2 separate regions of the Homo sapiens genome follow, and region 1 is linked to region 2. Evidence: chromatin loops called from intact Hi-C (ENCODE). Cell type or tissue: endothelial cell of umbilical vein. All regions are shown on one strand. Links, peaks and the distances in the headings refer to the core of each region. The heading gives the core; the rest is flanking DNA. Region 1 holds the start of TUSC1 (tumor suppressor candidate 1). Region 2 has its middle 260 kb from the start of LINC03106.

Region 1 (2,912 bases), core at 182-2,681, 650 kb after region 2:
CTGTCGCCCAGGCTGGAGTGCAATGACGCAATCTCAGCTCACTGCAAACTCTGCCTCCCGGGTTCAAGTGATTCTCCTGCCTCAGCCTCCCGAGTAGCTGAGACTACAGGCCCGTGCCACCACGCCCGGCTAATTTTTGTATTTTTAGTAGAGACGGGGTTTCATTGTGTTAGCCAGGATGGTCTTGATCTCCTGACCTTGTGATCCTCCCGCCTCGGCCTCCCAAAGTGCTAGGATTACAGGCGTGAGCCACCACGCCCGGCCTGGAATGTGGTCCTTCTTAAAACTAAATTTATATTTTTTGAAATTCCAAAATTATATCTTTCATGTGATAAAATGAGATAATTGAGAACACATTTGGTGTTGTGGTCTCTTAAGATCTTGCCTAACAAAATAAAAGTACAAAAAAATTGAGCAAATATTTTCCCCTTATTTGTACTTGTCAATGAAGACCCCATGTATGTACTTATATGTTTTTCTTGTTCGTTACTTGCTCCAGTGGTTTGGAAATTTTGGTTATCCTGAGAATTCTCTGGGACCCTGTTAGACATGTAGATTCTTGCTAGGGCATACTTGCTTAAGAGATTCTGGCGTCAGTACCTAATCCTTAAATTACTTTGCAATCATCCAGTTACTATGTAGGTTGAGACCCTACAAGAAGGAATGATTCATTCAATGAGATGTACATCCTTGATCCCAGAAACTTTGGAACTAAGTATTCAGTTTCTTCAATAAACAGAGCACTTCTTGTTTCATAGCTTTTGGGGGTTGGCCTGAACAAATCAACTAAGTATGACCTAGTTTCTATAGCGTTCTGAACAATTTACAGAGTGAATTCCTGGCTGTTCACAAATTGGGAATTGACTGCATTCTTTGGAGAGCCAGGTGTTTCCACCGGGAAACCCCATGACAGGTACTCAGCCCAATTCTGTTTAATGTTTTATTAAACATAGGGGTGGGTTAAACCACTGGGTTTTAAATGAAGCACTTAGAGCTTTTCAACTTGCCCCATAGCTTTGTCTCAGAACCGATCATTCTATTATCATTAGTTTTGAGAATGCCGTGTAAAGAGCAAAGTAACCACTGGTGGTTGCACTCCGGAGCGGGCGAGGACGGCTAGTTCCTGCAGTGCCCAGGCCTGCACGGAAGCGCCCTGGCACAACTCAGCTGAGGATACACGCTTTTTCCCGCGCAGCCGGAGGGCTGAACAGCAAAGCACTCCCCGGGGGAACTGTGTGTCAGCGCAGCCTGGAGAGAGCAGGCCCAGGGGGCAGCTCCACCACAGGAGACAGGACACGCCTCAGTCTGGGCAAATTCCCGGCCTCCTTTGGCTCTAAGCCAGCAGCCGCCGCCCGCGACCTCCTCTCCTCCTCCGTCGTCACCCCGGCCGCCCTGCCAGCCCCGAACTTGCCCGCGCCTGGCCGCGCGGCCCCTCAGCCCACGGGGCTGGCGGCGCGGTTGGGATGGGACCGATGTGGCGCATGCGTGGTGGCGCCACTAGGCGCGGGAGTTGCTGCGGCGGGGACGGTGCTGCGGACGGCCGAGGGCCAGGCCGCTCCGGCCGGGCTCGTGGTGGGGGCAGCCCCAGCGGCGGCGGCGGCGGCGTGGGCTGGCGAGGCCGCGCGGACGGCGCCCGACAGCAGCTGGAGGAGCGGTTTGCCGACCTGGCGGCGAGCCACTTGGAGGCCATCCGTGCGCGGGACGAGTGGGACCGGCAGAACGCGCGGCTGCGTCAGGAGAACGCCCGGCTGCGGCTCGAGAACCGGCGGCTGAAGCGCGAGAACCGCAGCCTCTTCCGTCAGGCTTTGCGGCTCCCCGGCGAAGGCGGCAACGGGACGCCCGCGGAGGCACGCCGGGTCCCTGAAGAGGCCAGCACGAACCGGAGGGCTAGAGACAGCGGCCGAGAGGACGAGCCGGGCAGCCCCAGGGCCCTGAGGGCCCGACTTGAGAAGCTGGAAGCCATGTACCGCCGGGCCCTGCTGCAGCTGCACCTCGAGCAGCGGGGACCACGTCCGAGCGGGGACAAGGAGGAGCAGCCTCTACAGGAACCCGACTCCGGCCTCCGCTCCCGGGACTCGGAGCCCTCTGGGCCCTGGCTGTAGCCGAGGCCGCAGCCGGTGAGAGGCGGAGCCTCGAGCGGGCCCCTCCTCCTCCGTTCCCAGCTACCCCCGACCTCGCGCACGCCCTGGCCCGCTCCCTGCCCGCGGATACCTTGGACTACGGTGCCTTCCCGCCCCCACCAGTGGACACTTCCGGGTGGCGCTTGGCCATCCGCTTGGTGGAGGTCGAGTGGGTGCAAGGGCCCTCAGGACCTCCCACATGTACAGTTCCCCTGCCTCTTGCCCCGGCTAGTTTCCCTGGAGAGAGGCCTAGCCAACAACGAAGGGACGGATTTTAAAACAGCGAGAACTGGGTGCCAAGAAACACTTCATATTCCCTGAACTTTTCTGGATGTTGTGCGAACCTGTTGTATTTTTTTTTTTCCTGTATTTTGGTTCTGAGGGATGAGTAATGTGTTTTTAGTTGGTTGAGTTTATCCATTCTTCAATCCCCTAAAGCCTTCAGCTATTCTTTCATATGTGGCCAACATTTTAAGTACAGTGTTTGCTTTTATAAGTCGGTGTTACTTGGATGTCCTATAAAATACCCACTTTTTATAAAGATGATATTTATAACCTAGGAACTCATGCCTGTCTTGGCTGCAGTCCCTGTACATCTAATATATACTGATTTGTTTGCCCCCAGAGAATTTTTAAGGTATCTGCCTATATCGTGATCTTTTGAAATGGTAAATAAATCTGGTGCATTAAAAATTATCTGAAAGGTTGCGGCGAGTATTATTTGAAGTGTGTTACATTTTTATATTTTTAAAAAGATACCTTTATGAATATACTAATTTAAATCTGGTTTTA
Region 2 (2,912 bases), core at 264-2,763:
CTATATGAAAAAATGGTCTTGGAGTTGATTTAATTAATGATATGGTCCAGGGTCTACTTTGAAAAAAATCTGAACTGCTCACCAGTGGCTGTAAGGTAATACCTTCAAGGGCTGGCGCTGGCATTGAGAGAACAGCTTCATGAAGGTGATAAAACCTGATCACCTCCTTTTAGGGGCTAAACACACCCCTGGTTTGCTATAGATTTGGTAGTTAAATGAGAATGGTATAAGAGGACCGAACTAGGGAACTTCAGAGTGAAACATTTCCCATTTCTCTGATTTCCATGTGGAGATAGTTTTAAACCCACGCTTGGTCTCTCTCTGCACTTTACACCCGCCCTCTATACCTGTGGACGTAGAGTTACTTATTTGACTACTTAATTCAAGAAGGATAATTCAATGGATGTGCCCATTTGAGCCTTGCTCTTCTTCTTGGGAGTGAACTGCCCACTGGCAGCCATTTACCTCTCTTCCTCCTGGAACAGGCTTTCCAGGGACAGGGTTTGACTTAGTGACTTGTTCAGACTCCTTCCTGGGAACAGGGGAGCTACTTATTAGAGAATACCCTTGGTTATCTATAGAGCAGGTGGAGCTATTGTGGATCTGCTTATAAGATGAATTATCAGATTACATTTTTAATGTAAATAGTTTATCAATTCCAGTTGTTAGTTAAGATTTTCCAGTGGATTTATTTGTTTAGAATTACAAAAAGGTACTATAACTCAGTGGCTACAAATGCATCACTGTTGAAGGCTCTTCTCTAATTTGGAAATCTGGTTCGCTCTTCCTGGAGTCAAAGCAATTGAACAAACTGAGGAGACGTTCACATTACCATTACATATACAGTATAATAAAAAGCCTGCTGTGAGTTTATTTTAAAATTGAGTCTATGACTGCAGTCAGATTGCTCACTACGGATTTTAACATAGCCGAAAATTCATTCTCCAGAGAGATTCTTTTGTGTTTCCCTTGAACATTCCACATCAGCTTCGAGTATCTGAATAATATCTGTATGCATTCTATTTCATTTTTATCTTACCTTTGTTTACCAAATACTGTCACTTATGAACCTATATGTTAACGTTGTTCCTTTACTATTTGGTTACATTTTTTTTTCAATTCTTTTTTTGTATTTCCACCGGCTCCTTGGAGTTGGTAAGAGCCTCACATTGGAACTGAATATCTGGGTGTATTTGGTTTTGCTTAACAGTACTATTAGGAATTAAGAAGTTACTATGATTTAAAAATTGTTATACTTAAGGAACTAGAGTGGAAACATTAGACAACATTATAGCACATATGAATCTCATTTTCCCCTGCTTTTACACTCCAATCAGAAGCATTTTAGTCCTCAAAGCCAAAGGCTAAGCAGGATATTTTTAGTTCCTTTGCAAGTAAGAAGTGACAATTTTCAGTCTTATAGGAAGGAAGTCAGTGAAGCTGCCTAGGTTACTCTTGACAATCATAGTGAGGGTTAGAACTACAAACGAAAAAGTTTTAAATGAAAACCTTTTGTTTTAATAAAATGTATGTCTTTTGTTTCCTTTTAAAAAAAATCTCTCACACCAATTATATCTGGAATAAGCTTAGTAGCACTAGATTTTATGTAGGTCTCTTGTTATTAATTTCTTTTCTTTTGTGCTGACTAGGATAAAATGGGCCCCTGAAAGTTTAAGACAGAAAATTTACCATTTTCCAGTAATTTTATTTAAGAGCTGCAGCTGATCTTTAGGTGATCTTTGCTGCGCTTTTAGCAGCGTGGAAGTGCATCATTTTACCAACAGAGGGCAGTGTGTATTTGCAGAAAAAATGCTCACCAAGTCCCAGGGTTTGTGAAACTGTCCTTTGCAAACAGTAGAAAGGACACTGGGAAACAATTTCGTTCTTTCAATTCTGATTCAGTACCTTTGACTCCGAATGCCATTTTTTGATGAAAATTATAAAAAATATCTTTTTCTCCCCCAATGTCCCTGTCGTCCATGGAAAAAATGGAGAACATTAAAGGCAAAATGCATAGAGGGAGGGACCTAGGATCCCTGATCACAATATTGCATATTTGCCCATTGCTGCATCAATCTCACTTTGGTCCTTCTAGGTAGACTTTTGTCTTTGAAATAAGAAAAGGGTTCATGATTAGACAGGCTGTGTCAATGATGGGATTCCTTTTGTATGTTTTCTGTGCATTTTGGGTCTGTCTGGTTCCCTGACAGAAAAGCAGCTTGGTGTGGATTGTAAATTGTGACATAAAATTTGATGTATATAGCTTTAGGGTTGGTCACTTAAAAGATGTTCAATTTTTCCACCTAAGTCCTGAGACTACCTTCTCGGCCAGGAATCCTTGTGAAATTATAGTTGGTTGATGTAAGGGAACTAATAGTTATTGAATACTTATTTTATGCTGGAATTACCACGTTATACAATTCATCCTGTTTAATTTTTATGACACTTTTAAGAGGTGAACATTATAAATATTGTTTTTTAGAGGAAAAAGTAGAGCCAAAGAGGTCAGACAACCACCTTAAATCACCCAACCAGCAAGTAGCAGAGCTAAGAATTAAACTTAGGGCTCTCTGATTTTAAAGGCTGGGTTCATTCCAAATCTCCCAGCTTCTCAAGTCTTTATTGAACCTCTGCTAAGTGACTGGCTCTGGAAATTCTTTACTATTCAAGCTATTGCAAGTTAGAATCATGGAAAGCCATGACTCAGTATGTTGAAAACCTAGACATATAAATGTAGGGTGGTTGATGATTTTCTTCTTATCTAATTTAAAATTTTTTCTTTGCCCTTAAGAAATGTCCTCCTTTTTTGTAACTTCTTTTCTACTGTATCTGGATGAAAATGCCAGATAGGCAATAAATTGAGGCTCTGCAAATGGATAGAGGGCCCCTGTTCATATAGTTGGTTGAGCTGT

What was found. A loop is a pair of places that touch in the nucleus more often than their neighbours do. Peaks named below come from ENCODE experiments on the same cell type or tissue, not always from the same donor. Only the 100,000 strongest peaks of a DNase experiment are listed, where the experiment ranks them.
Region 1: a loop joins it to region 2, with 2.8 times the contacts of the local background. A loop is called at or near these places in 1 of 110 quality-filtered maps.

The regions. Positions count from the first base shown.
Region 1 is chr9:25,676,873-25,679,784 of GRCh38, reverse strand. It overlaps TUSC1 (tumor suppressor candidate 1), which reads left to right and starts at 1,341. Exons shown (of 1, transcript NM_001004125.3): 1 at 1,341-2,816. The coding sequence starts at 1,473. The coding sequence ends at 2,102. In endothelial cell of umbilical vein, for the core only: no CTCF peak of the experiment used is centred there; DNase peaks (open chromatin) are centred at 1,354 and 2,224; H3K4me3 peaks cover 1,680 bases; H3K27ac peaks cover 1,901 bases.
Region 2 is chr9:26,325,546-26,328,457 of GRCh38, reverse strand. No RefSeq gene overlaps it. Among named protein-coding and RNA genes, the nearest start is that of LINC03106, 260 kb to the right of the region's middle. In endothelial cell of umbilical vein, for the core only: a CTCF peak has its summit at 1,773 (motif pointing right); a DNase peak (open chromatin) is centred at 1,807; H3K27ac peaks cover 453 bases.